5 separate regions of the Homo sapiens genome follow, and all the other regions are linked to region 5. The links are chromatin loops, found by intact Hi-C in ENCODE. Cell type or tissue: endothelial cell of umbilical vein. All regions are shown on one strand.

Evidence for each region. A loop is a pair of places that touch in the nucleus more often than their neighbours do. Peaks named below come from ENCODE experiments on the same cell type or tissue, not always from the same donor. Only the 100,000 strongest peaks of a DNase experiment are listed, where the experiment ranks them.
Region 1: a loop joins it to region 5, with 6 times the contacts of the local background. A loop is called at or near these places in 20 of 110 quality-filtered maps.
Region 2: it touches region 5 in a loop (5-fold over the local background); 37 of 110 quality-filtered maps call a loop at or near these places.
Region 3: a loop joins it to region 5, with 6 times the contacts of the local background. A loop is called at or near these places in 19 of 110 quality-filtered maps.
Region 4: it touches region 5 in a loop (3-fold over the local background); 36 of 110 quality-filtered maps call a loop at or near these places.

The regions. Positions count from the first base shown.
Region 1 is chr10:132,586,540-132,591,539 of GRCh38, forward strand. The region is part of intron 1 of INPP5A (inositol polyphosphate-5-phosphatase A); the gene reads left to right. Among named protein-coding and RNA genes, the nearest start is that of INPP5A, 51 kb to the left of the region's middle. In endothelial cell of umbilical vein, no CTCF peak of the experiment used is centred here; DNase peaks (open chromatin) are centred at 1,992 and 4,832; H3K27ac peaks cover 1,970 bases.
Region 2 is chr10:132,635,809-132,640,808 of GRCh38, forward strand. The region is part of intron 2 of INPP5A (inositol polyphosphate-5-phosphatase A); the gene reads left to right. Among named protein-coding and RNA genes, the nearest start is that of INPP5A, 100 kb to the left of the region's middle. In endothelial cell of umbilical vein, a CTCF peak has its summit at 2,203 (motif pointing left); a DNase peak (open chromatin) is centred at 2,183.
Region 3 is chr10:132,570,071-132,575,070 of GRCh38, forward strand. All of the region lies in intron 1 of INPP5A (inositol polyphosphate-5-phosphatase A), which reads left to right. Among named protein-coding and RNA genes, the nearest start is that of INPP5A, 35 kb to the left of the region's middle. RefSeq lists enhancers at 266-1,036, 1,506-1,645, 1,806-2,575, 2,146-2,295, 2,306-2,355 and 4 more. In endothelial cell of umbilical vein, CTCF peaks have their summits at 2,250 and 2,503; a DNase peak (open chromatin) is centred at 2,071.
Region 4 is chr10:132,626,329-132,631,328 of GRCh38, forward strand. All of the region lies in intron 2 of INPP5A (inositol polyphosphate-5-phosphatase A), which reads left to right. Among named protein-coding and RNA genes, the nearest start is that of INPP5A, 91 kb to the left of the region's middle. RefSeq lists an enhancer at 2,197-5,000. In endothelial cell of umbilical vein, no CTCF peak of the experiment used is centred here; no DNase peak of the experiment used is centred here.
Region 5 is chr10:132,514,444-132,519,443 of GRCh38, forward strand. It overlaps LOC107984282 (a long non-coding RNA gene), which reads right to left. Exons shown (of 4, transcript NR_158224.1): 2 at 3,674-5,000. Among named protein-coding and RNA genes, the nearest start is that of INPP5A, 21 kb to the right of the region's middle. RefSeq lists enhancers at 1,719-2,226, 2,227-2,735, 2,736-3,243, 3,752-4,259. In endothelial cell of umbilical vein, no CTCF peak of the experiment used is centred here; a DNase peak (open chromatin) is centred at 2,908; H3K27ac peaks cover 676 bases.

The DNA of each region.
Region 1 (5,000 bases), 72 kb after region 5:
CTGGAGGCGTCACTTGGCATGGGGGACTGGAGGTCACCATGGGTGGCCTGGAAGGGTGGCCGGTGACGACGGGCTCCTGTGAAGTCACTGGAATCTGGAGTGAAATGGCTGGTTACGGATACGTGCGCCAGAGCCTCGTGGTGATGGCGCTGCTGGTGATTTTAACTCTTCTGTGCTTCCCTCCCGCTGAATTTCCCCAAATTTCTGAAACAAGTATGATTGACTTTTGAAAAGCAATTTCCATTTAAGTTGAACAGAGAAAGAAACATGCATGCATGTCAGGAGGCGGCGCAGCGCGGCGAGGCCACGGTTCTCTCCTGCGCGTCAGAAGGCGGCGCAGCGCGGCGAGGCTGTGGTTCTCTGCTTGTGCCCACTTTGTGTTTGTAAATAGCGAGTCGGAGTCGGAGCTGGAGCTAGTTTTTCATCATCTGTCGGCTTCTGCAGACCAATGTCATCATTCCCCGTCCCCTGGGTGGCCCCTCCCCCGCCATCGTTACGCTGTCATCAGCAAGATCACTGTCACTAGGACTGCGTGTATTCCAGTCACAGCTGAGCCATGTAGTGTGCTATGACTTGATTTTTTCAGTTTTAAAAAATAATACAAACACATTTAAAAAACAAGAGAGCCAGTGTGAAAACAGTAGGCAATGAACAGTGTCCACAGAACTCAGAGGGCGGACAGGAGATGGACCCAGGGCAGCTTGGGCCCGTTCCTCACCTGTTACCTGCTGGCAGCAGGAGTGAGGGCCGTGTCTGGGCAGGAGGGGCTGGTACATCCTCACAGGGGTGGCAGGGGGTCCGATTGAGGAGCAGTTGGGTGGCCCAGCCTGCTTCTGCTGCTGCCAGCACAGCCCATGGTGTGCTCTGTGGGGCTGGCAGGGATCCTGGCATGGCCTGTGTGATTCGAGGTCAGAAATCATGACGGGGAAAGGATGCGGCCATACCAGACGGAACCTTTGTCCACAGGGTCCCTGTAACCAGAGCTGTTGGGACGCGGGGAGCAGGCGAAATTTCTGGGCCAATGTTTAAACCTGCCTGAACTCCAGCCTCTCCCTCTTTGTTGTTTGTATGCCGTGCTCAGAAGCTAGCCAGAGGATTCCGTTCAGAAACGGGGCCTGTAGATAATTGCGTTTTGTGTATGCCATGATTTCAAAGTTATACTTGTGTTGTTTCTTAGAATTTGGCCGGGCATGGTGGCTCATGCCTGTAATCCCCCAGCACTTTGGGAGGCCGAGGCGAGGCGGGCAGATTATCTGAGGCCAGGAATTCGTGACTAGCCTGACCAACATGGTGAAATCCCGTCTCTACTAAAAAGACAAAAAATTAGCCGGGCATGGTGGTGCACGCCTGTAATCCCAGCTACTTAGGAGGCTGACACAGGAGAATCACTTGAATCCGGGAGGCGGAGGTTGCAGTGAGCCAAGATGGCGCCATTGCCCTCCAGCCTGGGCAACAAGAGTAAAACTCCATCTCAAAAAAAAAAAAAAAAAAAAAGGATTTGATCCTCTCTAATGATAAGTTGTCATTTTAAATAGATTCTAGGGTATGCAGCCCTTTTCCCAGTGGATTCAGTTTGCTAGCAGACATCTTTTGGAGAAATTTGCCATCATGTGTAGACTTAAGCTGATTTTGTCTCTGTATTTGATGAAAGAGGAGGATATTTCTGAATTATCTCTCATCAGAAGGTATCTGTTCCTCTGTGTCCCCGTTTTCTTTTATAGTTCTCTTGCTCTGTGAGGTTCAGCTAACAGGAATAATATTCTGAGAGAAAACTGAATTTCGAGACAGCTCTCTGTCCTACTCGGGAGACGCAGCTTGCAGACTGGGTCCTTTCTCACGGGCCTTCCTCCTGCACCGCCTGGACACAGTTTGTGCTTCTCATTTGGTGGAAGGCCCAGTCGTTACTTCCTTTTACAAAACTATTTTTAGCTGCAATGTATTTATGGCTGCACAGACAAGAGGACTTTTCTCATGAAAGGAAATGCTTTTCCACAGGGATAAGCGAGTCGTGCGGGGCAGGATTTCCTGAGGAATCAGCAGCACGGCCCTGGGTTCCCACCCCCCAGCACAGCGCCCACCCTGTGTCCCCAGGAGGCCTTAGCCTGTGCTGCGTCTACAGGGTTAAGGCACCCACAGTGCTTTTTTTTTAAATGACTTGTATTTGAAAGTTTTAAGGAAGTCTTTGGAAGGAAATGAGTTGACGTTCTGGTGTGTGTCACCATCGGTGGTTGCCGTTTCTTGGAGTGTGGGTTGTGGTCCCGCTTTCTGGTGTATGTCGCCATCAGTGGTCACTGTTTCTTGGAGTGTGGGGTGTGGTCCCGCGTTCTGTGTGTGTTGTCATGGTGGTCACTGTTTCTTGGAGTGTGAGATGTGGTCCCACGTTCTGGTGTGTGTCGCCATCGCTGGTCACTGTTTCTTGGAGTGTGGGTTGTGGTCCCACGTTCTGGTGTGTGTCGCCATCGGTGGTCACTGTTTCTTGGAGTGTGGTGTGTGGTCCCACGTTCTGGTGTGTGTCGCCATCAGTGGTCACTGTTTCTTGGAGTGTGGGGTGTGGTCCAGGGTGTGGGGGCTGCTGCCCAGGCCTCCCGGCTTTTGTGGATTGGAATCCACATCTGCGCCACGTGCAGGGTTCCTGCCCAGTCTCTGAAGCCCACTAGTCCTTCTGACCAGGCGTTCACTCTGCCTGCCTGCTGAGGGAGCGCTGGGGTCGTTTGACAGGCGGCACCCACACCCTGCAGGGCCACGTGCGCATGCGGGCTCGAGGAAGCTGTGGGAGTGCCTTCCCACTAGGCTTGCTGTGCGGGTTCTTGAGGCAAAGGGAAGGTGGAGTTTGCAGAAGGTCCTGGATGGTGGGTCAGAATGTGGGCACCTGGTTCCAAACCCTGAGGGTCCCTTTGCCAGGGCCTCCGGTAGGGGCCGCGGTCCAAGCCGAGGCACTCGCCCCTCCTGTCCTTCCTCAGGCCCCACTGGCCACAGCCTCCACTGCTTCCAGCATTTTCTTCCTGTTGGGACGGAGTCCTGCCTTGGGAAGCCTTCTGCCTGTAGAGGTTTCTTGCCGGTGTGCACTGCACAGCTTGTGGGTCTTGTGTGTCCCAGAACCCCGAGTGCTCCCTGCCAGCCAGGGCCCAGGCAGTGCTTGGTGAGTGGGAGAGGGATGGCCCTGCTGCCCTGTCCTCCCAAACGGTGTTGTCTCATGGCCTTCAGAGAGCAGACAGACCAGAGGTGGCCTCGGACTCCAAGAGACGCTCCTGGCTTTCCACTCTCGCCCTGTGCAGACCAGCAGTGCGAGGGGTGTTGTGGGGTTAGGGGGTGACGCAGGTTATCCCATGCCAGGGAGCCCACAGCCTCCACCCAGGGCCACGCCTGGCGCCAGCACAGGGAGGTCACAGAGGAGGCTGGAGCAGGGCGTGGTGGGAGGGCACCGATGTGCAATGCCATGCCAGGCCTCGGGGAGCCCCTCGACGAGACCCATGGCTCCTGCACGGATGGTTTCACATTGTCAACACGGCTGGAAAAGGACACGGTCTACAAGTGGAGGCTCGAAGGTGGCTGAGAGTTATGGCACCTGGGCTTTCCAGAAGTTGGCTTGAAATAATTGGTCAAGGTATGTGGCTGGCGAGGGACGCCAGGGATGCGGCCTCCTGCAGTGGTCAGATGCCGTCCTGTGGGATGGGGCCTCCTGCAGTGGTCAGATGCCGTCCTGTGGGGAGGGACAGTGTGGCCTTCATCCGTGGTGACGCCGTCCTGTGTGGGGACTGACAGTATCGTCTCCGTCTGTGATGATGCCGTTCTGTGTGGGGAGGGACAGTGCGGCCTCCATGATGTCCCCCACACTGTCCGCGCTAGGAGTGCAGGTGGTTTCCAGCAGCTGTCTGCCGGCAGGGAGGCTGGGAAGTCAGGCTGGCTGTGTCCAACACCTCCTGGGGCACAGAGGAGTGTGGGGGAGACACTGTTGGAACACAGGTGTGGACATTGCGACACGTGTAAAGATGTCAGTGGGGCCTGCGTTCGAGGATGTTCCGACCACCATGCTGGTCGCACCCTCCAGCGATGGGTCCTCGGTGCAGTGATCTCAAGCGTCGCGTCTAGAATCACCGCACCCCGTTGCTTCCAGACAGCCTCGGTAGCGTTGAGTCCCCTCTTCCTCTTCCTGGATGTACACAGGGGCCACGTGCCGTCTTTGGAGGTCGTGAGTGTTTGAGTCTTTTCATCTCGGCCCCTGCTTTGCTCTTTCTGGCATTGCCATCTGAAAGAGTCTAGCCCACTTGTCTTTAGGGCAGCCTGCCGTGTGGGTCACTGTGGTCATTGCTCGCTCCGTGGTTAGCTGTGTCCTGTCCGTGGTTAGTTAGGTAGTTGGTTGCTCCATGGTTTTCACTTAGAGATTTTGGGCAGGAACATTACCAAGGTGAGCTTGGGCGCTTCTTGTGCCATCAGCTCTGGGGGCCCAGGCTGCTGTCACAGGGAAGGTGGCATCGCCCCACTCCCAGCTTGGCGGGAGGAGGCTCCTCATGTATGACGCCATTTGGGGATCTTCTGTGACTCCTCTATGGGTCCTTTGCCCGTTTTTCCATCAGTTTTGTTTTGTTTTGTATTTTCCCTTGACTTTTAAGAGTTCTTTCAATTGCAAGAAGATTAATTATCTGTGATATATATTGCAAATATTTTCAACCAGTTTGACATTTGTCTTTTGATTTTGCCATGCCAAAGTTTAAAAAAAGTTAGAGTTGACTCACTCTTTTTAAGGATTGTGTTTGGATTTTGAGTCATAGTTTATTTTTCCATATGAACTTTAGAATCACCTTGTCTGGTTTGGGCTGGGCGGGGCGGGCCGCTGGCAGGCTGTGGGACAGGCCAGGGCTATTTCTGCGCTCGCTTGGAGAGGACTGACAGCTCTATGGCGCCGAGTCATGGTCCCTGGAAACAAGAGAGGTCTTTTCATGGACTCAAAGCTTTTGTTCGTTTCCTTCAGGAATGTCTTAAAGTTTTTCTCTTACACAATG
Region 2 (5,000 bases), 120 kb after region 5:
TAAAAAAAAAAAAAATTAGCTGGGTTTGGTGGTGCACACCTGTTGTCCCAGCATCAGGAGGCTGGAGGCTAAGCCAGAAGGATAACTGAAGCCTGGGAGGTGGAGACTGCAGTGAGCTGTGATCACACCACAGCACTTCAGCCTGGGTGACAGAGCGAAATCCTATCTCAAAGACAAAAAAAAAAAAAAAAAAGGCATATTCAAGTGGTTGCTAGTTAATATTGTACTACTTCATGTGCAATGTTGAAATCTTGAAATCACATAGGTTTCTATATGGCATGTATTCCATCTGTGTACGTTGAAAATCCCAGTTGGAAATATTATTTCAAAAAAATGCTTTATTGGATAAACAAAATGTGTGTGTGTGTGTGTGTGTGTGTATTTTCTATACCACACACATATATGCAATGTAATATTCGGCCATAAAAAGAATGAAATCGTCTTTTGCAGCAACGTGGATAGAACTTGCTTTACTTCTTCCGTGAAACAGCTCAGAAAGTCAGTCCACATGTTCTCCCTTCTAAATGGGAGTGAGGGATGAGAGTCACCTAAGGGTACAGTGTGCACACGATTCGAGTGGTGGTTACACTGAAAGCCCTGGCTTTAGCCCTGTGCAAAACAGCCACGTCACAAAACTGCACTGTACCCCTTACATGTATACAAATTTAAAAAATGAACTCAGCATCAGCAAACTGCACTCCCTCCACCCTGGTTTGCAGCCCAAGCCAGCCTGCTGCACGCCTTTGGAAATCGAGGTTGTGGACGCACAGCCACCCCCAGTCGCTCCTGTCCCTTGGGGCTGCCCTTGCGCTGCTGAGCAGGGACCACAGAGCTCCCATGTCCATTTGGTTATTTATGGAAGAGAACCAGCCCTGCCTTCCTGGATTCCTCAGAAAGGGCTGATGGGGGCAAAATTTCCCAAATTTTTGTACGTTGAAAACTGTTTTGTATAGTTTTGGAATTTGAAGGATGCTTTGCTGGATAAATCGCCCTTGGTTCAGGCCTCATTTCACTGAGATGTTTAGGAAAGGTCATTCTGTTGTCGTCTTAGTGCGTATGTTGGGTTTGAAGAGACTGGTGCTGGTCCGATTCTTTACATTTTATTTTTATTTTTATTTTTTTCTCTTTGAGATGGAGCCTCGCTCTGTCGCCAGGCTGGAGTGCAGTGGCACAATCTCAGCTCACTGAAACTTCCGCCTCCCGGGTTCAAGCGATTCTCCTGCCTCAGCCTCCCAAGTAGGTAGGACTACAAGCGTGCGCCACCAGGCCCAGCTAATTTTTGCATTTTTAGTAGAGACGGGGTTTGACCATGTTGGCCAGGATGGTCTTGATCTCCTGACCTTGTGGTTGATCCGCCCGCTGCCTCGGCCTCCCAAAGTGGTGGGATTACAGGCGTGAGCCACCTGTTGTTTAATTGATCTTTTTTACCTGGAGGCCATGAGGATCTTATCTTTATCTTTGAAATCTTGGAGTTGATTACTTTGGGTTAATTTTCTGAAGTATTCAGTGAGCCTTTCAGTGTATAAGTGCGGGTCTTTTTCTGTTTTGAAGTTTTCCTGGGTTATAGTTTTAAATGTTAGGTGTTTCAGGTGAGTGTGTAAGTGCGGGTCTTTTTCTGTTTTGAAGTTTTCCTGGGTTATAGTTTTAAATGTTAGGTGTTTCGGGTGTCCTTTGGGTCCCTGATCCTCCAAATGTTCCTCCTTCTCTGCCTGTCTCCCACGGTCACTTCTTTCTCTCACGCTGTTTTCTCTGTGCGATTTTGCTTTCTCAGTGGATTTTTCTGGTTTTGATGCCCATGTTGGGGTTTCCTTCCAGTGACTCTCCTGGCGCCTGCTGTGGCTGTCCTCCTCTGTCATGACTGTTCTGTGCTTTGCCTTTGCCGCCCCCGAGGTTGATGGGCGCTCTCCGTCTCTTTCTCCCAGTGGTCCATTCTGTGTTTTAGTTTCGCATCTCTGATGTGAGGTGGTTTTTCATATTCTCGACTGCTTGAGTAGATTTGATTTTATCTGCAATGTGGGCTCCCGTCCTGTTCTGCCTCACGGTCGTTTTCCTCAGGTCGGGCACGTTTTCCTCAGTTTGTGTGTGTACAATTTTTTGTCTTTTTTTTACAGCCGTTTTGTAGGGACTTCCTTTTGCTCATCTTTAGTGGGAGTATGGGGTTTGCAAGATTCCTAATTTAATAGCACCCTCTTGTGTTGGTATTGCAAAGTCCAAGTGCATTCGCTGGCTTTGGAAGTTGGGCAGTGATTGGGGTCTGGGAGTTGTTCGTTCTCTGATTTGCTGGCGCTCTTTCTCTTTCAAGTCCCTCTTTTCCTGCCTTTTCTTCCTTTCTCCTTTGCCACCTGGTGACTCAGGGCTGCTACTTCTCTCTCTTTTTAGAAATATTTTTCTCTTCTTCGTTGGTAGTGTCTCAGTAGTGCCCTTGAAGCATGGCTGTCCTGCTAGGCTGGGCCTCCCACTTTCCATCACAGCAGCCTCCAAGTCTCGCCTTGTGTTCCAACCCACGCTCGGATGTGCTGGGATGCTCTTCCAGAATCTTCAGCCTCCGGACTTGCTGGCTGTGTGTTTGACTCTCTGTGTGTCTCTTCCCTGGTGTCTCCCTTCCCTCTCTTGTGGTGTTTCTTGCTGTGCCTTTGTGCTTCACAAAGCCTCACACCCCAGCGGGGGCAGTCCCGGAGCCCGAGAGATCACCTTCTGGAGTCTGGATTTTTCCTCATTTTATTCACTGCTATTTGTAGCTCCCAATTTTATTTTATTTATTTATTTGTTTATTTTTTGAGACAGAATGTCGCTCTGTCACCCAGGCTGGAGTGCAGTGGCACAATCTCGGAGCACTGCAGCCTCTGCCTCTTGGGCTTATGTGATTCTCCTGCCTTAGCCTCCCAAGTAGCTGGGATCACAGGTGTATGCAACCATGCCTGGCTAATTTTTGTATTTTTAGTAGAGACGGGGTTTCACCATGTTGGCCAGGCTGGTCTCGAACTTCTGACCTCAGGTGATCCACCCGCCTCGGCCTCCCAAATTGCTGGGATTAGAGGTGTGAGCCATTGAGCCTGGCAGCTTCCACTTTTTCTTCAAGCCACGCTGAGGCTGCAATTTGGGTTTTTCTCTCTATATAAGTTACATATATATATGACATAGTTTATATGTTACATTCATTATATATCACATCCCCTGCCTACATAGAAAATTGGGGAGCAAATTTTTGGGACTAGGCTGTCTTCAGCTACCCTGGAGGCTCATTCTATGTATTTTAAAGAACCCAAGAAGAAAAAATATAATCTTTTATATTTACCCAGATGCTTCCCATTTTTCCTGCCTTTCCTTATTCTTGGAGATCCAAGCTGCCCCCAGATCATTCCCCTCCAGCCCTGCCCAGCCATCAGTTTCCAGCAGACCTGCTGGTGGAACATTTGCTTAGTTTTCTTTTGTGTGAAAATGTTTCCCTTTGCCTTCATTCCTGAGGGATATTTTCAATAGATACTGACTTCTGGGTTGACTTTTTTTTTTTTTTTCCTTAAGCACTTTAAAGGCCTTGTTCCACTGTCTTTTGGCCTCCAGGTTTCCTGATAAGAAATCCGTGGTAATTTGAATTGTTGACTCCTTCCTGTATGTGTGTTCTGTTACTTCTGTCCAGTTGGTTTCAGAAGTTTTTTCTATTAATACATCTTTGTTTTTCCTCAATTTGATTATGATAAAATGTGGCACAGATATGCCTAGATAGGAATTTCTTTGAATTTATCTTGTTATTTGTTTGAATTTATCTTGTTATGCACTCACTGAGGTTCTAGAATCTGTAAATGTATGTCTTTCACTAAATTTGGGGACATTTTGGCCGTTGTTTTTTCCAAGTGTTTTTCTCATGCACCATCTGTTTCTCCTCTCCTTCTGTTGCTCCGACTACGCGTAGAGTAGATGTGATGCCATTTTCTGGAGGCTCTGCTGGCTTTTGCTGAACCTTTGTGCTTTCTGTTCTTTGATTTCAGTAATTTCTACTGACTTATTTTCAGATTTGCCAGCTGTTCTCTGTCATCTTCATTTTACCATTGAGTTCTTCTGGTCATTTATTTTAGATGTTGTATAAATGTTTTTAGTTTTTGAAATTTCCATTTGTTTCTCCTTTATAGTTTCTGTTGAAATTTTCTGTCTTTTCATTTATTTCAAGAGTATTTACTTTGACCTCATGGAGCATGTTGTAGTTGTTGCTTGAAAACCTTCCTCTGCTGTGTCCGGCATTGGTGTTGTCTTAGTGGTGGCATCTGTCTGTCATTCTTTCTATTAAATGTGGGCCATGTTTTCAGATTCCGATAACTCAGGGTTGTGTCCTGGTCATTGTGGATGCTGCGTTGTATAGACACTGGCTTTTCTTACGGTTCTCAGCATGCACGCATTCACCCTGATGAGGTACAGACCATAAGCTCAGTCTCATGCTGGGTGCTGGTCAGAGCCCACCTCACTGCTCAGAGCCTCTGCTCGCTCACGTGGGTTGTCACACATGTGTGTGTTTGGGGTTATTGGAGACTCAAGCGGCTTCATACACAGACTTAGGGTTCCCTCTTCCTAGCTCTTCCCTCCAGGGTTGCCCCACACCGTCCGGCTAGCCTGGGTTTCTTTCTGTTGCTCTTCTGGCCAGAGAGAGGGTGGGGTTTCCTCTGGATTTGTAGGGTCCACATTCTGCTGCTCCCGTAAGTGTGGCCCAGGCTTGGGCAAAGCCCGAAGAGGGAAAGAATAAGAGGCTCGCCCTGTGTATCACTTCTCCAGGCTCTGACTCCCGGCGCTGCCTGTCTGCCTCTCTTTACCTCTCAGCCTCCTCGGGCACATGTTTTGTTTGTAGTGTGTGGTTGTCCTCGGCGGGAACAGTGGCCTCCGAGGGCCACATGCTCCCATGGCAAAACCGGAGCCCCTGCTGATATGCCCTTGTAGTGCCTTTTAGTTGATGCGTGTCTCTGTATACCTTCTTTTCTCTCGGCCGTTTCCTGTTCTTCTTTGCCCCTCTTTGC
Region 3 (5,000 bases), 56 kb after region 5:
ATTACAGGCGTGAGCCACCGCGCTGGGCCCCCACTGTTTTTTTTAATTGAATTTTTAGTAGAGACGGGGTTTCGCCTTATTGGCCAGGCTGGTCTCAAACTCCTGACCTCAGGTGATCCACTCGCCTCAGCCTCCCAAAGTGCTGGGATTACAGGTGTGAGCCTGCGCTCTGCTGATATTTTCTTGTTGGTGACTGCACGTTTGCCTTGAGCTGTGAGCTCTCATAGAACCAGATGACCATTTGGGCTCACTGTTAACTGTAGCCCTTCTGTGGATGCCCCGTGGGCACCTTCGTATCCATCAGTTTCATCTCTGGCCCTGGGAAGCGGGAGGAGTTCGGGTGGAGCTGGAGGGTTTTCCTTCCGACGAGGTATGTGGAGTCCCTCTGCGATCCTGTCTGGGGAGGGGAGAAAGGGGTGGCAAGGCTTCTCTAGCTGTCACTGGGTCCTTGAACCCCCGCTGGCCTGGTGCTGCTGCTGGTGCTGACCACACACAGACTCATGGGAGAACTGGGCAACTTGGCCACTGAATCTTCATTGTGGGTGTTTGCTTTGAATATTTCGTTTTCAGCTCTTGTGTTTCTAAGTACCAAAACACTTTTTTTTTTTTGTAAGAATTCCAGTGCACCAACAATAAAACCAAGGGACCAACTGAGCCATTTGGAAGTGGTGGCTGGGGACACCCATACGGTGGTGACACTTCTGGGTGACTGGCTGGTGCTGGGTGTTTCTGGGCTGCCAGGACAGCAGGAGGTGGGGGTGTTCTGTGCCAGTGAGCTTCGTGCTGCGATGTGGATAGAGGGCCGTCCTTCCGGCCGCTGCTGCTCTCAGGTCGCCTCTCATCGGCACAGCGGCGCATCACACGGCAGCAGCCTGCCTGGCTCTCCTGGTGGGTGGGGGCTGAGGGATGAAAACGAGGCACTCCCTCCCCACCACAGCCTACTCCCGTGGGTTCGGGGCGTTGGAACATTCTCCAAACCCCTCCTGCTGCCTGGCCAGGTCCAGCTGGGCACAGTGCACGCCCACCTGCTGGGCCCTCCTCACCGTGGGCTCCGCCCTGGGCCCTTTGGACACCTTCCCTGGCCCTGACAGCAGCTACCTGGGAATGCAGCATGAGGCAGGTGCCTTTTGCTGAATGAGGTGAACAGCAAGAGGGAGAAAAGGAGAGATCGCCTAGCAAAGCAGCGAGGCCAGAGGCTCCTGCCGAGCAGAGGAGGAGGGCCATTGGCGCAAGGACACACCCATCCCTCATCACACTGCTGGGACCTGCCTACCCTCTCTGCTGGCACGCCGGGCTCTGCCACATGGGCCTGTCTGGGCCTTGTCCTCCCCAGCTGCGGGGAAGGGCTTCTTTCAGTTCCCTTTGGGTGAACACAGAGGCCCAGCTCCTGCCGCTGTGTGTGGTTCTGGGTCACTCAGGACCACTGATAATCAAAACCACCAACTTTGGACTACACAGAGCTATTAAGGAGCTTAGCTAAATTTAAAAAAAGTGCAGCTGATATTTATGTCCTTTATGTGCCAGATAGTGCTGTAAGGATGTGGTGTGTCTCTAGGTATGTCAGCCCTGACGTTTGTGCCGTAAGGACCCGGAGTGTCTGCAGGCAGACCTGTCATCCCCGCAGCCCTGACGTGCGTGCTGTAAGGACCTCGAGTGTCTGAAGGGAGACCTATCATCTCCACAGCCCTGATGCCTGTGCTGTGTTGCTCCATTGCACAGATGGAAAGACAGGGGCTAGCGAGTGAGCAGCCAGTGTGAGGCCCTGCGGTAGCAGGTGGAGGGGGCAGGGTGTGAACTGAGCTGGGGCTGGCTCTGGCATCTGAGCTTGTTAACGACCGACTGGGCTAGAGGCAGAGTGGGCCGCACCCTGACCACCACCTCTGTCCCCCACTGCTGTGCCCCTCTGTCTCACTGTTTCCTGTGGTCCCTCCTGACTAGAAGAGACTCAGGCCTGCTGAGTAGCATGCAGCACAGGACGAGCCTGCAGAGCCCTCTTGGGACTTACACACTGGGGATTTGACAGCTCATGTCTGGCACCGCAGATAGTCTAGGAAAAGGTGACTCATCCAAGAGCCTGGCCGGAAACCCACAGGGTATTGGCCCAGGTGTGCCGAGAGGCTGGCCGGAGGGACCATTGTGATACTCAGAGGAAAACGCCTGTGGCCCATGGGGGGGCCTTCAGAAGAATGTCGGAGTTTCTCAGCTGGCAAGATGCCCCTGGTGGCAAGATGCCCCTGGTGGCAAGATGCCCCTGGTGTGGGGCCCCTCACCTGGACCAGAGGCCTTCCCTGAGCTTCTGTTTTGCAGGGAGGTGCCTGAGCTGCACAGCTTGCCTGGGAGGAGTCGTGGTTTCTGGGGGTGGGGCCTTTCGTAGGGCTGTGCTGGTGCTGTCCTGGGGGAGGGGGATGCTGAGCACGCCCGCCCGGGGCTGCTTTCCCTGGGAGGGATGCTGAGGCTGCCCAGGGCTGCTTTCCCTGTGAAGCAGCGTGACCCAGGGCTCTTGGTGGGGATGTGCCGTTTGCTCTTTTTCATGTGTCTAGCCCTTGGGAAGTGTTTTTGGTACTGCTGGTTCTCATGCTCTAGTCCTGGTAATGGGCTAGTGTGCTTGTTCTGGCTTTACTCGGTAGCGTTTATAACAGGACAGGATTCAGAGGACACTGTTGCTGAGGGAAAGTTTGTGCCACTTAACCTGGTGTTGCTTCTGGCCCTGCCTCTGCTGGGCGTCTGTCTGCAGCGTGCCTTGGAGTGTTTCCCTTGCTCTGCTGATTGCTGAAATGCAAGACCTGGGCCTCTGGAATCCCATTGAAAGAACTTGTTTAAAGAAACATCAGCTCGGTTTATTTCATACACAGCTACTTTTTGTAGATACTGAGGTTTTGTTGAGATGTTGGGGTGTACGTGCCGTGTGAGGTTTTGTTGAGATGTTGGGGTGTGCGTGCCGTGTGAGGTTTTGTTGCGATGTTGGGGTGTACGTGCCGTGTGAGGTTTTGTTGAGATGTTGGGGTGTGTGTGCTGTGTGAGGTTTTGTTGATGTTGAGGTGTGTGTGCCGTGTGAGGTTTTGTTGAGATGTTGGGGTGTGTGTGCCGTGTGAGGTTTTGTTGCGATGTTGGGGTGTACGTGCCGTGTGAGGTTTTATTGAGATGTTGGGGTGTGTGTGCTGTGTGAGGTTTTGTTGATGTTGAGGTGTGTGTGCTGTGTGAGGTTTTGTTGATGTTGGGGTGTGTGTGCTGTGTGAGGTTTTGTTGAGATGTTGGGGTGTGTGTGCTGTGTGAGGTTTTGTTGATGTTGAGGTGTGTGTGCCGTGTGAGGTTTTGTTGAGATGTTGGGGTGTGCGTGCCGTGTGAGGTTTTGTTGAGATGTTGGGGTGTACGTGCCGTGTGAGGTTTTGTTGAGATGTTGGGGTGTACGTGCCGTGTGAGGTTTTGTTGAGATGTTGGGGTGTGTGTGCTGTGTGAGGTTTTGTTGATGTTGGGTTGTGTGTGCTGTGGGAGGTTTTGTTGAGATGTTGGGGTGTGTGTGCCGTGTGAGGTTTTGTTGAGATGTTGGGGTGTGCGTGCCGTGTGAGGTTTTGTTGAGATGTTGGGGTGTGCGTGCCGTGTGAGGTTTTGTTGAGATGTTGGGGTGTACGTGCCGTGTGAGGTTTTGTTGAGATGTTGGGGTGTGCGTGCCGTGTGAGGTTTTGTTGAGATGTTGGGGTGTGTGTGCCGTGTGAGGTTTTGTTGATGTTGAGGTGTGTGTGCCGTGTGAGGTTTTGTTGAGATGTTGGGGTGTGTGTGCTGTGTGAGGTTTTGTTGAGATGTTGGGGTGTGTGTGCCGTGTGAGGTTTTGTTGATGTTGAGGTGTGTGTGCTGTGTGAGGTTTTGTTGATGTTGAGGTGTGTGTGCCGTGTGAGGTTTTGTTGAGATGTTGGGGTGTACGTGCCGTGGGAGGTTTTGTTGAGATGTTGGGGTGTACGTGCCGTGGGAGGTTTTGTTGAGATGTTGGGGTGTGCGTGCCGTGGGAGGTTTTGTTGAGATGTTGGGGTGTGCGTGCCGTGGGAGGTTTTGTTGAGATGTTGGGGTGTGCGTGCCGTGGGAGGTTTTGTTGAGATGTTGGGGTGTGCGTGCCGTGGGAGGTTTTGTTGAGATGTTGGGGTGTGCGTGCCGTGGGAGGTTTTGTTGAGATGTTGGGGTGTGCGTGCCGTGGGAGGTTTTGTTGAGATGTTGGGGTGTGCGTGCCGTGGGAGGTTTTGTTGAGATTTTGGGTTGTACGTGCCGTGGGAGGTTTTGTTGAGATGTTGGGATGTGCGTGCCGTGTGAGGTTTTGTTGAGATGTTGGGGTGTGTGTCCTGTGTGAGGTTTTGTTGAGATGTTGGGGTGTGTGTGCCGTGTGAGGTTTTGTTGCGATGTTGGGTGTGTGTCCTGTGTGAGGTTTTGTTGAGATGTTGGGGTGTACCTGCTGTGTGAGGGCCGGCCTTGTTTCTGTTTACTGATGCCTCCTGGGCCTCACACAGGGAGGGGTGAACAGAGGTCTTAGGGAGGGTGTTTTTCTCTTTTTTTTCTTTTTTTTTTAATTTTGTATTTTATTTTATTTTATTTTATTTTATTTTATTTTATTTTATTTTTTGTAGAGATGGGGTCTCAGTATTTTTTTTTTTTGAGACAGAGTCTCGCTCTGTTGCCCAGGCTGGAGTGCAGTCGTGGGATCTTGGCTCACTGCAACCTCTGCCTCCTGGGTTCAAGCCATTTTCCTGCCTCAGCCTCTGGAGTAGCTGGGGGGTGTTTTTCGTTTTAAAAGGCCTGGAATGTGGTTTCTGTGAGAGCCTTCCGGAAGCTCTGGGGAGGTGCTTGTCCTTGTTGCTGGGCCTTGGGGCGTGAGGCAGCTGGTAGGCACGGACTTCTGGTGGTAAGGAGCTGTCTAGCCTGGAAGCCTGCAGCCCACCTGACGATAGAAACGCAAAGCACACCTCAGCATATGGTCTGCGGAGTCCTCCCGGGGGCTCCGGATTCGGGGTGTCCGT
Region 4 (5,000 bases), 110 kb after region 5:
CACACGCCTTCATTCTGCCTGGGTCCATTCCTCAGGGAGACTGTTGGCTGTAGGGTGGGTGTGTGTTGAAGGCTTCAAGGAGCTGCCCAGGTGAGGTGCCTGGTCACGCCTGCAGCCAGTAGGTGGGAGTCCTGGTCACTCCATGTGTCTCTCACAGTTGGTGCTGTCCTTTGCCTTTCGGCTCCCTGACACCGCTAAGTGCCTCGTAGCAATATACAGTTGTGGGAGCTGGCGTGTTCAAGATCGCAGACTGTGCAATTCTTTCTCTCTGTTCTGAAGTGAGATTTTGTGGGTGTGCACAAGAGCCCTCTGTCAGTATCCACAAGGTGGATTCTGGTGTTCGTTTTAGCCAGCACTTAGATTCTTTACAGACAGATTGTCAAGGCTTGCTGTGGAATGCACACGTTAGCAGTCTGCTGTGCCCTGTGGACAGCCCGAGCTCACAGCAGTGCAGGGGTTCCTGTGGCGACTGTGGGAGGCCCCTTGTTGGCTCCGTGTGAGGCCCTCCCAGCTCATGCCCCACTGCCCTCGAAGGGTCGTGTGTTCTGCTAGAGTCTGTTTGGCTGTAGTTTGGTCCTGTGCTTGGCACTGGGGCGGGGTGGGTGTCATAGACCAAATTGTGTCCCCCCAAGTTCATAGGTTGTGCTCTGACCCCAGTGTAATGGTATTGAGGGGGGTGGGCCCTTTGGGAGGTGATGGGGTGAGATGAGGTTATGCGGTGGGCCCCCCGGATGGGATGGGTGCCCTTACAAGAAGGGACACGGGATCAGGCTCTCTCCACAGGGCGCAGAGGCAGCTCTGTGAGCCAGGAAGGACCCTCACCAGGAACCAAACCGGCCGGCTTCTTGGCCTCAGACTGACAGCTCCAGAACTGGGAGAAATACGTGTCTCGTTTAGGCTCTCTGGTCTGTGGCATTTTGTGATGGAGCCTCTGCCGACCGAGGGAGGGGCTGAGGGTGGACAGGCTGGGAATACCTCACCTTGGGTGCTCCCAGGAGGCTTCACGGGGAGACCGGGGCCGGGAGCTGCTGCTGGCTCCACACCTGTCCTGAGAGGGTCTGTCCTGGCCGCTGAGCAGGTGGGTCTGGAGGGCGGTGGGGCTGGCGGTGCTGGGCGCGGCTCCCAAGATGCGTGCAGCTGTCCGCGGTGGCTGCCTCGTCCAGCAGCGTCCCTGCCAGAAGTGGGTGCTTTGAGGGCCAGTGCCTGGTCTGTCCCGACTCCCTCTGTGTCCCCAGCTGCCAGCAACGTGCAGCGGATGACAAGTGAAATGAACGAGGGAGTGAGAGCCGAAAAAGACACCTTCCAGGAATCGTGGTGAAAGCAGCGAGCACAGTGTGGTCCGGGGCTGGGGGTGTGAGATGGCTGGGATTATAGTGAGAGGCGAGACAGGGGATGCAGACGGGTAGATGCCACAGGGCCTCCTCTTCCCCGTGAAAAGCTTCAGACTTTCTTCATCCTCAGGGTAACGGCAGCCACGGACAGATTTGTGAGGACCTTTGGTTGGAGTATTGGAAACCGGGAGGGGTGAGGCCGTGGAGAGAGCCGTGTGGGGGAGGTGCCCAGGCTGGAGTGGCGGCGTCGGGTGTGGAGAGAAACTGGAGATAAGGGACGCGAATCTGACTCGGTGACTTTGTTGTTGATGTTGATGTCTTCACTGGTTGCCATTGCCCAGGAGGGTGTTTACAGCACAGCGCTCTGATCAGCAGCTGCGGATCTACTCTTGGTGAAGAGCAACCATTAGATTAGGCTCAAGTGTGGAAATTAACCGCAAACCAGATTCTAAAAGCAGACCTCCTGCCAGTGGTCTGGTCTCCTTTGGAAGACAGTGTGATCCTTGTCTGCCTGACGCAGCTCAGGCCCATTCCTACCAGCTCAGTAAGGGCCGGCATGGCTGAGAGCCCATCGTGGACCCTGGGAGGAGACTGATGGGAGGCTCCCCTTTCTGGGCTGTGTAACCTCACCGTGCCCCGCTTCCTCGTGAGCATGCACCCATGGCTGGCAATGACTGTGAGGAGTGACAGAGTGAATTCCACCGGGCCGGCAGCACCATTCAGGAAGCACTAACTGCTGTGAGGGCCTGGAGCCCTGTGCCCTATGGTGGCCGCCCCCTCTCCCTCCAGATGTGCTCTGGTGGCGGGGGGGGGGGGGGGCGTGGCGTGGGGGACACGTAGAAGGAAACATGGCTGTTTATTTCCTTTCCGGATGGGGAAGGCTTTTCTAAACTCCACATAGTTGAAGGAATTTGTAGAGGCAAAGACTGATGGATTCGAGTAAATAAAACTGGCAGGACTTTTCTTAGGCTCTTAGAGTTTAAATGTGATTAAAAGGCAGACTGGGAATATATTTTTAAAAACAACAATAGGCTGGTTTAACAATTTTTATAAAGAACTCTTATAAATGAAAGAGAACATGTAAAATTCCAATAGAAAGATGGTCAAAAGCTTCTCTTAGAATCTAGCCCAGCCCCATCCAATAGAAATGGTGTGTAAAGTGCATATGTCATTTCAAAGTTTGAAGAGTCACATTTTAAAAAGCAAAAAGAAATAGGTGAAATTATTTTAATAATATATTTTATTTCACCCAGTGTATCTAGAATGTTATCATTTCAACATATAATCAGTATACAGTTATTAATGAGACATGTTATCTGTTTTTGTGTGGCCTTCAGAACCGGGTGTGTTTGACCCTGAGCCGTGGCCGCACAGATGGCAGGAGCGAGGGGAGGTGGCTGCCAGGTAGTGCCCCTTCCTTGCTTACAGCTGAAGCAGCACCTGGCATTCCCATTCTTGGCCTCTGGGTGCCGAGGGTGGGTCCATTTGGCTGCCTGACGTGTGTCCCCAGCACTGCAGATGGGTGGTTCCTCTTTAAGCTACCTGGTGTTATACAGCAGTGGCCTCAAACTTGCTCTTGCCCTCTGACCCCAGCCCTCCCCTCCTAAGAGCTCCAGAAACACAGACTCCACGTGAGGGAACCCCAGCTCTGTTGTAGGGCAGTGCGCTGCCCGCCTGCTCAACTTCAGGTGACGAATGGCCCCATCCTCTCGAGCCAGGGCCCTGCAGCTGTTCAGTGTCTTCATGAACTTTCAGTGACTCAGGAAAGTGGCTGAAGATAAAAATCTCATCGTACATCTTTGAAGGGAGTTGTGTTACATTTGCATGCATAGCGGAAGATTGGCTGTGGGGCGACGGGAGACCTGAACAGAAGGTTCTTCTGTGTCCCCTCTTTTTCTGGAAGTCTCCAGTGTGGCTCCAGGGTTGGTGCTAGTGGCTGTGGAATGAGTGTTCACTTGCTGCTGCGTGGTTTGGCCCTTCCCTCTGCATTGTGCGGACAGCCCTGTGCTGCGGCAGTTCTCCACATGCATTCCACACGTGAGCATCCATGAGGGGTGGGTATCCACAAGGGAATGGCATCCACGATGGCCAGGTGGCCTCCGGGGAAGCTGTCCTCCAGGGAAGGCATCCATGAGGGAGGGTCCATGAGTGGAGGGTATCCATGAGGGAGGGGTGTCCACAAGGGCAGGGTGTCCTCCAGGGGAAGCTGCCCTCCAGGGAAAGACAATCATAAGGGGAAAGTGTCCATAAGGGGAAGGCATCCAAGAAGGGTGGGCGTCCTTGAGGGGAGAGTGTTCTTGAGGGCAAAGCGTTCTTGAGGGAACGTCATCCTCGAGGGAAAAGCATCCTCCAGGGGAAGGTGGCATCCATGAGGGAAAGGTGTTCATGGAGGAGGGCGTCCTCGAGGATAGGGTACCCTCTAGGGAAAGACATCCTTCAGAAAGGCATCTATGAGGGGATGATGTCCTCCAGGAAAAGGCGTCTATGAGGGAAAGCCATCCATGAAGAAAAGGCGTCCATGAGGGTAAGGTGTCCATGAGGGGAAGGCGTCCATGAGGGAAAGCTGTCCATGAGGGGAAGACGTCCATGAGGGGAAGGCGTCCATGAGGGGAAGGCATCCTTGAGGGGAAGGCATCCTCCAGGGATATGTGTCTGTGAGGGGAGGGTGTCCTCTAGGGAAAGGCCTCCATGAGGGAAAGACGTCCTTGAGGGGAGGTGTCCTTGAGGAAAAGATGTCTATGAGGAGATGGTGTCCATAAGGGAAAGGTGCCCATGAGGGGAGGGTGTCCTTGAGGGGAAGGCAAGCTCTAGGGAAAGGCATACATGAAGAGAGGCCATCCTTGAGGAAAAGGCATCCATGAGGGAAAGGCTTTCATGAGGGAAAGATGTCCATGAGGGGAAGACATCCATGAGAGGAAGACGTCCATGAGGGGAAGACGTCCATGAGGGGAAGACATCCATGAGGGGAAGACATCCATGAGGGGAAGACATCCATGAGGGGAAGACATCCATGAGGGGAAGGCATCAGTGAAGTGAAAGTGTCCATGAGGGTGGGGGGCGGGTGGGGCCTCGGTCGCACCTGCCATGACCCTGGACTTAACCTTGCCCTGCCCTGTGCGGTGGTGGGGGCCGGGAGGCGGCGGGGGCGGCGGGGGACGTGCTTCTTAAACTAGAGCTGATTTGTGGGAGCTTCGATGGCCCAAGCCCGGACTTTGTTCGGGTTAGAGCCCTGCGTTTCCACCTCTGCCCGTGGCGTCTCCGGCAGCAGCTTCTGGCTCCATCTGCAGATTTGCTTAAGTCACTTGCCCTATCTCTGGGGGGAAGGCTGCTGCATGTGGTCAGTGTGGTAGAACCCACAGTCTCCCCAAAAAACCTCTAGGCTGTGCTTGGGTGGGGCCTGCTGGGTCCCACACCCCTCCCCATGGTGGCCCAGCCCCACGCAGGGCCAAGGAAAGGCAGCTCCAGATCACACAGGCTGGCCAGGCTGCCTGCGGTGAGGTCATGGAAACTCATGGTGTCCTGTGTGCAGGGCGGAGAGAAGAACAGGCCCCTGCCCACACAGCTGCTCCGTGTGCCCTGGCCGGTCCCATCGGCTGCGCCTTGAGGAGGCTGTCTGACCAGGGGCCTGTGGGAACCTGGGTCTGGTTGGTCACAAACAGGCCTCTTTCT
Region 5 (5,000 bases):
TGCACGTATGTATAGGAGTATGTGTGTGTGACATGTGTGGTGTATATGACTGTGTATGGTATGTGCGTGGTGTGTGGTGTGTGTGTGGTGTGTATATGTATGGATGTGTGCTGTGTGTGCATGTGTGTGGTGTGCGTATGTGAGTGTGTGTGGTGTGTGGTGAGTGTGTCTGTGGCATGTATATGTATGAATGTGTCCTGTATGGATGTGTGGTGTGTGTGCATGTGTGTGTGTGGTGTGTGTATGCACATATGTATTGGTGTGTGGGGTTGTGTGTGGTGTATGTGTGGTATATGTGTGGTGTGTGTATGTGTGGTATGTGTGTGGTGTGTGTGCTGTGTGTGTGTGTATGTGGTGCATGTGTGTAAGATGATCAGCTCTGCATTTGACAAAAACAGGACACGTATATGGGTTTCCTTCCTCTGGGGCCCACCTGGGGCTGGTGCACCCTCCGGAAGCCCTGGCTGGATGGAGCCCCTGGGGGAGCCAGTTCCCAGGGACTCCCCATCCATGTCTGGCTCAGCTCTTCTGTCCTCCAAGCCCTCTGTCTGCTCCTACTCAAAAACGCCGCAGAGCCCTGTGTTCACGGCTCCCAGGCTCTCCCTCTGGCCTGGCCCGAGGCCTCTCCTGGAGACGCTTTCAGGCAGGGGGTCTGTGTGGCCCCACGAGGAGGTCCCCGGCCACTATCCCTGCCTGGATTCGGAAGGGGTGGAACCACAAGAGGCACCTGGGGAAATGGCAGAGCTGCCCCCAAAGCAGCCCTGACTGGAGCTCTGATGAACACAGGCCTCGGCTTCCTGCATGGGAGGCAACGAGCGGGGTGGGCCCAAGGCCGTCTGTGTTTCTGGCCTCAGCCTCTGTGGCGGAGGCACAGCAGAGGGGCCGCCAAGCATGTTTTCCACCAAATTCCGCCAGTCTTGCAGCTGCCTGCAAGTCCTGCCAGAGTCTCACGGTGGACCTGGGGCTCGGACTCCACAGGTGTTATGGGTTTGTGCTTTTCCCGTCTCCAGGGGCACCTCAGTGGGCAGTTTAAAGAGGAAGTCTGCAACCGGGGCAGCCAGCCTGATCTTTAAAACAGAAACCTTTCTCTAACAGATTTTGAAGTTAATGAAAAACAACATAATGCTTTCATTCTAGAAAATATGAATCGCTTTTTATAGATCTTTTTATTTTCCTTTGTTTCATTAAAGCCAGACTTAGGAGTCAAAAAGAAAAAAAAAAGATGTGGGATCTACAAGGTACAATTTCCTATTATCATCCATCTTCCCAGGAAGCAATTTTCTTGTCTACATATAAAAGTACCCTAACGCTTGAAGCAGAGAAAACCAACCAGGGACGGCTCCCATGCTGGGAGTCCAGGGCTCGCACAGCAACGGCCACCTTCCCGAATGACCTCGTTCTGGGAAATAAACGGGAATATGTTCCACAGCCGGATGGCACCCAGGAGCTATGGGCAGTCAGGACAATGTGTCCCACAGCTGGAAGGCACCTGGGAGCTCTGGCAGAGCTGGGAGGCTGGGGAGGCCGGGGACCCTGGCTGCCACCTCTTGCCTGCATGGTTCTCCTGCTTGCAAAGGGGACAGTGCCCAAAGCCACTTGAGCCACTGGGAAAGTGGTGAGGGAGAACTGGGGTGTTGGGTGTCTCATTTCACTCTGCTGCACCCCCAGCTCCAGCCAGGGTGGTCGGCTCTCTCTCCATCTACTACAAAGCCTCCTTGACTCTGGAGGGGCCCCCCAGTGCCCATGCCTCTGCAGAAACAAGTGTCCCAGCTCCAGCAGAGCCACCGCCCTCTGCCTTCCACCCTCTGTCCTCTGTCCTCTGCCCTCTGCCCTCTGTCCTCTGCCCTCTGCCCTATGGCTGGCCCTGGCTGTGAAGTGGTCTCCCTCTTCCCCTTTCTACCCGGGGCATGAGGACTGCCAGTCTCACAGGAGGCATTGTGGATCTGGGCTGGAGAGCCTGTGCAGGGCTCCGGCTGTGGTGGGAAGGTGCCTGGCCATGAGACGCATCACTCAGTGCTTCCTTGTGACCAGAAGACGTTGAGGAAGCAACGGTTTGCTCCCAAGGGACTGGCTACCCCACATACGCACGTGTATATATACATGCACAGTTCATGTTCACAATGCACACATGTGTGCTGTGCACAAGCAAACATACGCATATAAGATACAGTGCACACACATGTGCACATCCACACAATATGTGCTCATACATGCATGTACACACATGCACACCATGTACGTCAGCATGCATCTGCAAGTACACAGTGCACAACGCGTGCACACACACACACACACACACACACACAGCTCTCTCCTGATCCTGCTACCCTCCCCTCACCTCAAAGGCAGGATCAGGGGCCTCCCTACCCATGTGATTCAGTGACACATGGCTGGGGCAGGGACCCGCCCCCTTGGCTCCCAGGTACACAGGCACCCAAGTCACCTGCTCCAGAAACCGTCCCAGAGACAAGTTCCCCCGGACCGCTGCACCCGACAAATGGCTGCTGGGGCGAGACCAGCCCGGGGACTTGCCGCGTGGCACCTTGGGGCGCTCAGTAGCAGGGCAAGACGCAGGCACTAGTCTGGCCAGGGCCACAGTGGGGCGGGGGGCGCAGGTGGCCCCAAGCTGGTTGGAAAGAGGGCTCTCAGGTGCCAGGGCACGCCTAGGGGTGAGATCCAAGCCAGCCCCTCAGGCCTCAACAAGGCGGCTCCTCCGGGAGGTGAAGGTCGGGCCACATTCCTGCGGAAGCTGGAATTCTGACATCAGATTTTCCAAGCTAGCTTTGGGGGAGGAGCCGGCAGGGAGCCAGGAGGGAGCCGAGGCCAGCGGGGGGTGGGGCGGGGTGGCTGAGGCTGTTCCAGGTTCCACAGGCCTGAGGTCCTGCTGGCCTCCCCCTGGGCCTGGGCTGCCCACTGGCCGCCTGGAGCATCCCACGCAGAGGGTGACTTTCTCATCCCAGCACTGGCCTGGCTGAGTCACATGGGGGCTGGGCCAGGGGACTCTAAAAATAGCCTGCGCTGGCGCTCGCTGGACCAGCCGGGAAGTTATTATTAGGCTGCGGCAGGGCCTCCTCCTGGGGTGGCCTCTCCTCTCAGAGCCCGGAAGAGGGAGGGGCTCGGTCAAGGCTGTGGGGCTGCCAGGTCACCAGGCCCTGGACACTCAAGCCGGGTCCCTCCGGTGGGGGCAGGGCAGGGGCTGCGCCCTCAGCCTGACTCCCACCCACACGCCCCTTCTTCCTGCGCTTCCCAGGGATGACCAGGCACTGTACGGGGGCAGCTCCTGGTTTTTCTGCCCCGCGAGGACCTGCTGTTCCATCAGGAGGGTGACTTTCTTCCCCTGCCCACCCTGGGGAGTCTCCCACGTCTGTGGGGCCTTTTCTGGATTCACTCTCTGTACCCACTGCTCACGCAGGGCCCAGTGCAAAACAAAACTGCGAGGCCACCCTTCAACAATGACTAAGTATTCGGGGCAAGTATGGGGCCTTGGGGGCAGCCACTCTGGGCCCTAGCTGCACCCCCATAAAGCCAGCCTTGCACCCTGTCCCCAGAAACCACTGACGTGGGGCCTGCAGGGGTGTGAGATACATCAGGGTGCAGCCGTCCCCAGGACACCTGAGCCGAGACCCTGTCTCCATGGAAACAATAGCTACCAGGCCAGCAGCTCCCAGCTCACCGCTGCCGCTCATGTCCAGGCCGTGGTCCTTGGAGTGGTCACTGCTGCGAGGGAAGGAGCCCCCAACAGCTCCCGTGAACCTGACCCTGGAGAGGGAGGCTGTGCTCTAAACCCCTCTCCTGAGTCTTCAGTGAACCCTTGTGCCCCTGGACAGGCACTGTTCTGGGGACGTGCTGGCCCCGCCCTCCCCTGGGCCGGCCCTGCTCAGCCAGGAGGACCACCCTAGTGAAGGCCACTCCCCATCCCCATCTGAGGAGGGTGCACTTTTGCAACAGAGAAAGCCCCAGGCTCAACCCAGTCAGCGCTGCCTCCAGCCCGTGGGACCCAGAACACAGCTCCAGTCCTTCCACTGCAGAGACCCTGGGGGCAGGGCCCGGCCCCAAACGCAGAGACTCAGAGTTCGTGTGGATGGTTGACCCTGAAAGTAGCTTCATGTATTGTCTGATTATAAAAATGATACCCCTTGTAAAAAATACAAACTACAAAAAAGTAAAAGCAGGTTGTGTCCCCCCAAGACCTTTCCCTAGCGGTTCCTACAGCCGCTATGGAGGCCAGCGCAGGAAAAGGCGGGGGTGCGGGCGTGAGGCCAAGTGCACCTGTGATTTGGTCCGGGCACAGCTTGGCGTGTCTCTGTGCTCCTCCCTCTGGAGAAGCCCCGCCTACATTGAAGGGCACGTGGGCCGGTGCCGTAACTTGCTCCACCCAGACCTGCCGATGGACATTTATATCACGTCTGCTTTTTTGGCCGCTGAAACAAGCAGCCGAGGTGCCTTTGGGCCTGTATCTTTGCCCACCTTCTGATTGTTTTCTGGACAAATCCCCGAGGAAGACACCAGGTCACAGAGCACACTTGTTTAACATTGTGAAACCTACAAGGATCGGTGGAGATTTTATCCCTAAGGGACTCAGGGCCTCTGCGGGGTGAAGGTCGGAGGCACGAGCCACACTTCCCAGACCGCTGGCCAGCTCACTCCCCAGCAGCCGCTAACCCTGTCTAACCCCTGCTGGGCTCCTCTTTCCTTTCCTGTAATCCCAGCTACTCCTCCAGGTGGTGAGAGCACCTGAGCTGTGGGGCCGGCACCAGGAGGCTGTGTTGCTGTTGTCAGGCACGGGGCTGTTTCCCCATGGAGGAGACGCAGCCTCTCTGGACAGCCGCCTCCCCCTCTGGTGTCCGGACACAGTGTTGTCATGCCCAGACTTTGCCTCCTGGTCTGTCTGCTCCGGGGAGGGTGCTGGGAAGAGCACTGCCATGTTCATTACCAAATGTTCAGCGGGGACCCCAGATGCTGCCTGGTCCCCGTGTCCATGAGCAAAGCTCCCCCGGGGA